Regions from separate parts of the Homo sapiens genome. Here region 2 is linked to region 1. Evidence: read pairs that join two places in POLR2A ChIA-PET (ENCODE). Cell type or tissue: Caco-2. All regions are shown on one strand. Each heading gives the region's core, and the rest is flanking DNA. Links, peaks and the distances in the headings are about the cores only. Region 1 holds the start of MIR6076 (microRNA 6076). Region 2 has its middle 81 kb from the start of RPS29.

Evidence for each region. ChIA-PET counts read pairs that join two places held together with the same protein. Peaks named below come from ENCODE experiments on the same cell type or tissue, not always from the same donor. Only the 100,000 strongest peaks of a DNase experiment are listed, where the experiment ranks them.
Region 2: POLR2A ChIA-PET joins it to region 1 with 8 read pairs; 1 of 35 experiments calls an interaction of 5 or more read pairs at or near these places.

The regions. Positions count from the first base shown.
Region 1 is chr14:49,964,366-49,968,765 of GRCh38, reverse strand. MIR6076 (microRNA 6076) reads right to left here and starts at 2,367; the gene lies at 2,255-2,367. RefSeq lists a silencer at 3,501-3,570. In Caco-2, for the core only: no CTCF peak of the experiment used is centred there; a DNase peak (open chromatin) is centred at 2,135; H3K4me3 peaks cover 159 bases.
Region 2 is chr14:49,503,229-49,507,628 of GRCh38, reverse strand. No RefSeq gene overlaps it. Among named protein-coding and RNA genes, the nearest start is that of RPS29, 81 kb to the left of the region's middle. In Caco-2, for the core only: no CTCF peak of the experiment used is centred there; a DNase peak (open chromatin) is centred at 2,038.

The DNA of each region.
Region 1 (4,400 bases), core at 91-4,090:
ATAATGCTCTTAGCAACATTATTCATTAATAACTGAAAGTTGGCAACAGATGTAACCCAGATGTCCATCAATCAATAAATTGTGATATATTCACATAATGCAATACAATAAGCAATGTAAATGAGCATACTACAGCTACACACGAGTACGTGAAAGACTCATAAACGTAATGCGAATGAAGGAAGCTAGACGCAGAAGAGTGCATGTTTGTATGAGTCTGTTCATATGACAGTAGGAAACAGGAACGACTAATCTACAGCACTTAGATGTTGGGGTAGGAATTACTTTGGAGGAGGTCGATCTTTTTCAGGGGAGAGTCTTCTTTTGGGGAGAAGGTCTTATAATATTTTATTTATTGACTTGGGACATGATTACAAGGAAGAGTTCACTTTGTCTTAATGCATTGATCAGTACACCTTTAATGTATACACCTTTCCTTTTTCTTTTCTTTTTTTTTTTTTTTTTTTGAGATGGAGTCTCGCTCTGTCGCCGAGACTGGAGTGCAGTGGCGAGATCTCAGCTCACTGCAACCTCCGCCTCCCGGGTTCCAGCGTTTCTCCTGCCTCTGCTTCCCGAGCAGTCGGGATTACAGGCACCTGCCACCATGCCCAGCTAATTTTTGTATTTTCAGTAGAGACAGGGTTTCGCCCTGTTGGCCAGACTGTTCTCAAACTCCTGACCTCAGGCAATCCACCCGCCTTGGCCTCCCAAAGTGCTGGGACTACAGGCGTGAGCCACTGCACCCGGCCTATACACCTTTTCTGTATTTTTATTTTTAAAAGTTCCCAAAATTGAAATGGTCAGTAGGCCACTGCAACCAGCCTATACACCTTTTCTCTATTTTTATTTTTAAAAGTTCCAAAAATTGAAATGGTCAGTAGGCCACTGCAACCAGCCTATACACCTTTTCTGTATTTTTATTTCTAAAAGTTCCAAAAATTGAAATGGTCAATAGGCATATGATAAAATGAACAATCTAACTGGTAAATCCAGGAAATGCAATTTAAAATGACACTGTTTTTTCTGCACATGACGCTGGCAGTTTTAACAAAATGATTATGTCCAACGCTGATGAGTATAATGGTGGCTATAAAAATCAGAACAGAATTTTGGGGGAGAAACTCAATATTATTTACAAAAATTTTAAATGTGCATGCCCTTTGATCCAGAAATTCCACTTCTAGAAATAATATCCTTCAGAAACACTCATACATACACACACCCATTTGTGTATAAGAACATTTGTTGCAGCATTGTTTGTAATGGTGAAAAATGGAAAACCACCTATGTGATCCTTTGCTAAAATAGTGGGTAAAGAAACTATGATACATCTAGAAGGAATGCAACAGTTAAAATGGGGGATGCCTATATGCACTAACACAGAAAGAGCTACAGGGAATGTTGTTAAGTAAAAGAAAAAAGTAAGTCAGAGAACAGAACATGTCATGTGATCGTTTATGCATAAATGACCTGAATGGGCCGGGTGTGGTGGCTTACACCTGTAATCCCAGCACTTTGGGAGGCCGAGGTGAGCAGATAACGAGATCAAGTCCATCCTGGCCAACATGGTGAAACCGCGTCTCTACTAAAAACACAAAAATTAGCTCAGCGTGGTGGCGCGCACCTGTAGTCCCAGCTACTCGGGAAGCTGAAAGCTGAAGCAGGAGAATTGCTTGAATCCAGAAGGCAGAGGTTGCAGTGAGCTGAGATTGTGCCACTGCACTCCAGCCTGGGTGACAGAGGAAGACTCCGTTTAAAAAAAAAAAAAAAAAAAGACCTGAATGTCCTTAAAACATTAAAACCACACACACAAAAAATTAAAACAACGGAAAATATCTGATGTGGTTCATTTATCTAAATACTTCACAAATCCTAAGACAAATAAATTTAACTTCTCTCTTGAGAAGTTATATGCACTGTATAAGAATTCTCTGGAACTGTCTCTCTACACCAAACCTGAAAGGACTGCACCACAATGGGAAGGAACTATTTCTTGTTCCACAGCCTCCTAGAAGAGTCTCAGTGTCTCCTCAGAAATGCCAGCTCCCACACGGGCCTGAGCAATAGCTCATGGAGTCTCTCCAGACCTTTGTGCTTCTGAGGCACTTTTCAATAATTAACTAATCTGCCTAAAGGGTGGGGCGGGCTATGGCTCCCACAGACTCAGCACTCCCTTCAGCCAGCTGCCCTCTGGAATGCAAAGGCATCCATCCCCTAGGAATGGCTGTTGGTCAATCCCTGCCCCACCACAGCCCCCAAACTCAGGAGGGTGAAAGGGCCAGGGCAGGAAAGCAACTTCCCCTCTCAGATGTTCTCCTGGAGAAATTATATTACTCTCGCCTACCTCCACCTCTCCTCTGTCATGCTCCTCCAGCATCTGAAAAAGAACGTTCCAACAGGCAGCAGGACAAATTACATGTCAATGCTGTCAGTTTCAATGCTGCCCTTTGTTGCTCCAGGTCCTATGAACCACAGAAAAATGTATAGGTCCTTTCCATTTTTTTTTTCTTTCTGGCACAAATAAAATAAACAGCAGAAGCAGTTTCTATTTCAGTATTTTCAAAGGGATGGTGTCTGGAGGAATGGTTCCCAATCTTTGGAATTTAACAAACCATTAAAATTTTGAAAACCTTTTGAGAGACTAACATAGGACTGCTCACTTCTATTTTGCCAAGCACAGACACTTAAAAAACAACCTGAATTATTGTCACCATCATTTTATGGTGGGAGATGATTGGACACTTTAACCCCAAAACAATGTAATCATGACAATCTCAGATTTTAAAACAGGACTTCAAATTTAATACACTCAGATGCATGAGAAATACACATGTATTTCACGTAGACTGGTGAACACTTCCTTACAGACGCACCAGCCCCTTGGAAAGAACTGGCAGAGACTAAATCATAAGTTTCCAAACCTGACTATGCCTGAGAAAGATAGGAAGGCATTAAAAATAATAATAATAATAATACAGATTCCAGATTCCCACCCCATCCATATTTACTGTATCACCTTCTGAGGATTTCTTGAGACGGAGTTTTGCTCTGTCACTCGGGCTGGAGCGCAATGGCACTATCTCGGCTCACTGCAACCTCTGCCACCCAGGTTCAGGTGATTCTTCTGCCTCAGCCTCCAGAGTAGCTGGGATTACAGGCACCCACCATCATGCCAGGCTAATTTTTGTATCTCTGTAGAGAAGGGGTTTCACCATGTTGGCCAGGCTGGTCTTGAACTCCTGACCTCAGGTGATCCACCTGCCTCGGCCTCCCAAAGTGCCGGGATTACAGGCGTGAGCCACCTCGCCCGGCCGCCTCTGAGGCTTTCTAAGGGTGGGGCCCTGGAATGTGTATTTAAAACTTTTTTTTACTATGGTGAAATATACATAATATAAAATTTACCACTTTAACCATTTTAAGTGTACAATTCAGTGGCAATAAGGACATTTACAATGCTGTATGTAACTTTTCATCATCCCAAACAGAAACTCTGTACCTGTTGAGCAATCACTCCGCATTTCCCCTTCCCCCAGCTCCTGCCAAACCTCTATTCTACTTTCTGTCTCTGTGAATTTGCCTATTCTAGGTCACTCAAAGAAGTAGAATCACACAATATTTTTCCTTTTGTGTCTGGGTTATTTCACTTAGCATAATGTCTTTGGTGCTCATCCGTGTCATAGCAGGTATCAGAATCCCACTCCTTTTTGTGGCTGAATCCTTCTCCATTGCATGCATTTGCCACATTTTGTTTATCTGTTCATCTGCTGGTGGACGGTTCTGTTGTTTCTACCTTTTGGCTATTATGAACGGTGCTGCTATGAAGGTTGTTGTACACGCATCTGTTTGAGTTCCTATTTTCTATTACTTTGAGTATATACCTAGGAGTGGAATATGCTGGATCATATGGAAATTCTGTATTACCACCAAGGAACAATCAGGCTGTTTTCCACAGTGGCCGCACCATTTTACACTCCCTCCAGCAATATGCGAGTGTCCCAAGTTAGCCACATCCTCACCGACATTTGTTGTTTTCTGTTTTTGTTTTTATTACCAGCCATCCTCATAGATGTGAAGTGGTATCTCATTGTGATTTTGATTTGTATTTCCCTAATGATTAATGATTTTAAACATCTTTTCCTGTGCCTATTGGCCATCTGTGTATCTTCTTTGGAGAACTGTCTATTGAATTACTTTGCCTATTTTAACATTAGGTTGTTTGGTTTGTTGTTGTTGAGTTGTAGGGGCTTTTAACATATTCTGGATAGTAGTCCCTTATCAGATGTGTGATTTGCAGGTATTTTCTCCCATTCTGTAGGCCATCTTTTCATTCCCTTCACAGTGACCTTTGATACACTGAAGTTTTTTATTTTGATGAAGCCAAATTTGTCTATTTTTTTCTT
Region 2 (4,400 bases), core at 194-4,193, 460 kb after region 1:
TGAGGTCCCTCTTACCTCTCAACAACAGAGTGTAGCATCCCTTCCTCAAGGTTCTGGTACCCCTGGAGTTCCACTGCCTGAAGGCCATAGGAGGGAGAAGGAAGCCACAGACAGGGCTCAGGATTTCTTGCTCTAGTTCAGTAGAGTAAATTATTAGTTCAGTGCTATTCTATGTAGGGCACTGAGGAAGGTTTTGCTTGGCTTTGAAGTCTTCCTTGAGACCTATTATATCTTGCTGAAAGCCTCAGGGAACATTTTATTCCCCCATCTTGATCCCTGGGATTTGGCTATGCTGTTTGCTATTGATAAGGCTTTGGGAAAATAGTGTAATTTAACAAAGGTTATTGGTTTTACTCTCCTGGTGCTTCTTTAATTAGGCTGCTGACACCATGCAAGGCAGGGTTTTGACATTAAGAGTAAGGGTTAGAGCTGTAGTTAGATCCAAACTTTGAGTCACTAAGGATCTAGGAGGTAACTTTCCTATATCCAATTAGCATTTAAATTTGAATTCGTCAATGTGGCTCTTAGTATGCAGAATTTTACCTTCATTTACCTTTTCCAAACAGGAACTACAGTGGCACGAAGAGTTATCAATATATTAACAAAAATATAGTTAATAGTAAAATACATCTTACTTCTTGCCTTGCTTTATTAATAGTTCTTAATCCCCATATACATTATTCTGAACCTGTCTTTATTCTTCATCTCTCTTCAGTCCCAGGAAAGTCACTTAATCCCTTGCCCTGGGCTATGTTTACTTTGTAGTTAATACCCTTTTATTCATTAGGTTGAGGGAAGATGTATTGTCTTCGGAGTTTGGCTACAGCTCCCTAGGTGTATCCTTTCTGAGTTAATTGTGGTTGGTTTTTGCCTTACTGTATTCTAAACACTGATTTCCATTTTGGGAAATGTAACCAGTGAGGACATTGAGAATGGTATATGAACATCAGCTGCTCTCAGGCTATGATCCTGTGCCTCTGATGCTTTACCTCTGACAAAAGGCAATGACCACACAATAAATAAGTGAACAGATAGAATTATCTCTGTTTTAAGCTCTCCTTCTAATTGTTTTTAAATCATTGGCATCTACTATTGCAAGCAAACTCAAGCACCCAGCAAATCACTGACCAAAGTGCAGGTGAATGTTAATGGGAGACTCTGAGACTGTCCATCTGGCTCTAAGTTGAGAGATGGTTTTTCTGTGGACCCAGGTACTCATAGTTGTAATGCTGCTGAAGAATCACAAGCACTTGCTATATAAAACATAATCTTTTTTTTTTGTTGATAAAATTTTTCCTAAGTTTTTATGATGGAATAAATACATTTCATATTTGCCAGACCCCTATTGACTTCTATAGGGATGGTACCATGTTTGGGAAGCCAAAGAGGAGACCCAGAGCCAGGGAACAAGACATAGGGTTTATTGAGGGGACTTACACATTACTTTTTTTTTTTCCCCCAAGATGGAGTCTCGCTCTGTCACCAGGCTGGAGTGCTGTGGAGTGATCTCGGCTCACTGCAACCTCTGCCTCTTGGGTTCAAGCAATTCTCCTGCCTCAGCCTCCTGAGTAGCTGGGATTGCAGGTGCATACCACCACACCCAGCTAATTTTTGTATTTTTAGCAGAGACGGGGTTTCACCATGTTGGCCAGGCTGGTCTCAAACTCCTGACCTTGTGTTCCATCCACCTCGGCCTCCCAAAGTGCTGGGATTACAGGTATGAGCCACCATGCCCGGCCCACATTACTTTTTACAAACAGTAGTGGTTCTCCTATCCAGTGGCAGCAGGCTGGACAGGAGAACTGCTACTGTTTGTAAAAAGCATGCAGTTTATATAGCATTTTCACTTTGCACCCTCCCCTGAGCAGCCTCCACTGGCAATCTTCATTTAATCCAAAACAAAGGGCCTTGATCCCCTGTATGGCCTGTGTTCCACGGGATGGGCTGGGGTTCAGATGTTCCTCATAGATAAGGAATGAAATTCAGGGTTGGCCACTCCTGAATTCCTTAGGTTGGAATTCCAAACACACATTCTTCTTAGACCATAGCATCATTCTCAGGGTATGCTTAGGTTATTGCTATCAGGTGCATCTGCCATACAATGATGTCAGAAGAAAAGAATCTAAGTGAGGTGGTGTGTCGGAGGCACCTGAAGACTGATGACCAGGTCACTCCCCAGCTGAAGCAGAGTCAGGGTTTTGATTGGGTAGGGAAAGGTTGAAAGCTGTCATTAAACATACCGTTTTAAAAGTTTTTATTATTTATTTATTTTTTTTAAAGCTACACCTGTTGGAATGGGAACTTGTGGTTTTAACAGGAAGACATTTTAACAGAAACTTGCAGTTTGGGACTGTTCTTGCTTTCATGTCCCTTGCTTGGAGGCATAGCCATTGCAACAATATTTCTGAGGTCTTTTTTTTGGTAAGCCTTGTCGCTAGTTGAAGCACAGAGGAGTGGGAGAGATAGGAAGAAAACCAACAAGGCAGAGACTCGGATGTTTTACTCTGTTGGCAACAGAGTAAAGGGCATATTCTGCAAAGGACACTAATGCTTCCAGTCCTTTCCCACTTTAGCATTTTTTGAGAACTACAAGGATACATGATTAACCCAAGTGAATTCCATGTGTTGAAAACTAGAAATAAATTTGTTAAACTCAGCTGTTGAGATTGAAGAATTTGGTAATTTTAGACATACCCAGTCTCTCTTTACTTAAGAACAGAGATAGTGATTCAGCCCAGCCTAATGTAGCTGAAGGTGTTCAATCACATTTATTGAAAACCTTTGTGCCAGGCACTTTACATGTATCTTAAAGATGACTTAGGCTGGGCATCGTGGGTCATGCCTGTAATCCCAGCACTTTGGGAGGCCGAGGTGGATTACTTGAGCTCAGGAGTTCAAGACCAGTCTGGACAACATGGCAAAACCCTGTCTCTACAAAAAAAATACAAAAATTAGCCAGGTGTGGTGGCACGTGCCTGTAGTCCCAGCTACTTGGGGGGCTGAGATGGGAGGATCGCTTAAGTCTGGGAGGTTGAGGCTGCAGTGAGCCATGTTTCTGCCACTGCACTCAAGCCTGGGTGAGAAAGCGGAACCCTATCTTAAAACAAACAAAAAAGATGATATATCTACAAAGTAAAAAGTCTGAGGTTTAAATTTTTGAATAAATATTCTACTCAGGTGTACATGGAACAAATGATTTTGGAGTGATTGTGAATGGTAGTTTTTGCCTCAAGATGGCACTCACGTTGCTCATGGCCCTTGTTTCAATGTTCTGTGTTTGATAAAATTTATAGTACTCTATAAGTTATTTCACAATTTATGGACTTATTTTCCATGTAGTTTTGACAATCCTATTGCATGTCTTTCAATTCCAAGAATTATGTCCCCTTCTGGGCTTGGCAGGATATTACTTTGTCAGTGGGCTGGCAGTGGAAGTTGGGGGCCCTGGTTCCCTCTTTACATAACCTGTATCCCTGATGATATGCATTTACTAGAGATTCTCTGTCCAAGCAATTGTTGTCTTCTAAAGAGATCATAAGATTGATGACACACATTTATTTTTCTGCTGTCGTTGCCTAAAACAGAGAAAATTCTTCTTAGTCTGCCTCCAGAACTAGTATTACGAACCATAAACATTTAAAAATTTGGTCTCATTGCTTTATGGTCATTTTGAATGAAAAAGAAAAGTAGTTTTAACAAGCTTTGTTGCCCACATTATTTATTGGCTTTAACTGGGAATTCTATTTAGCTGTTCTCAATCATCAACTTCTTTCTTTAAAGGAAAAAAATTCCCATTACTTAGGATAGACAAAAGGATATAGTACAAGCCTTGAAGGTAATCGTAAGAATGTCCACAATGTTTTGTGCATCAGCATGTACTATTGTTGGAATAAGGATATAAGCACATGAAGGGGCTACTTTGAACATCGTGGGTTTGTTAAACAGCACAACTCTGCTGTGAATGAGAAGGCACGCGTGCATAACATAAATCAGAGGTGTGTCACAGAGCAAAGTGTCAAGGCCAGGAAGCAAGTACGATGGGTGGAATTACTGTCTTTGGTTTTAGTAAACTCTGGCTTTGGGAGAGGGATACATGGAGGGAGAAGATGGAGCAGAGAAGAAACAATTGTCTCTTAGGGTTAAGACTATCCAGGTATAGCTATGATGGTTCATCACCATAACTGCAAATTTGTACATACGAGCAGTGTTCATATTTGCAGTTTTTTTTTTTTTTTTTGAGACAGAGTTGCTCTCACCCAGGCTGGAGTGCAGTTCAGTGGTGTGATCTTGGCTCACTGCAACCTCCGCCTCCCGGGTTCAAGCGATTCTCCTGCCTCAGCCTCTTGAGTATCTGGGAATACAGGCACATGCCACCGCACCTGGCTAATTTTTGTATTTTT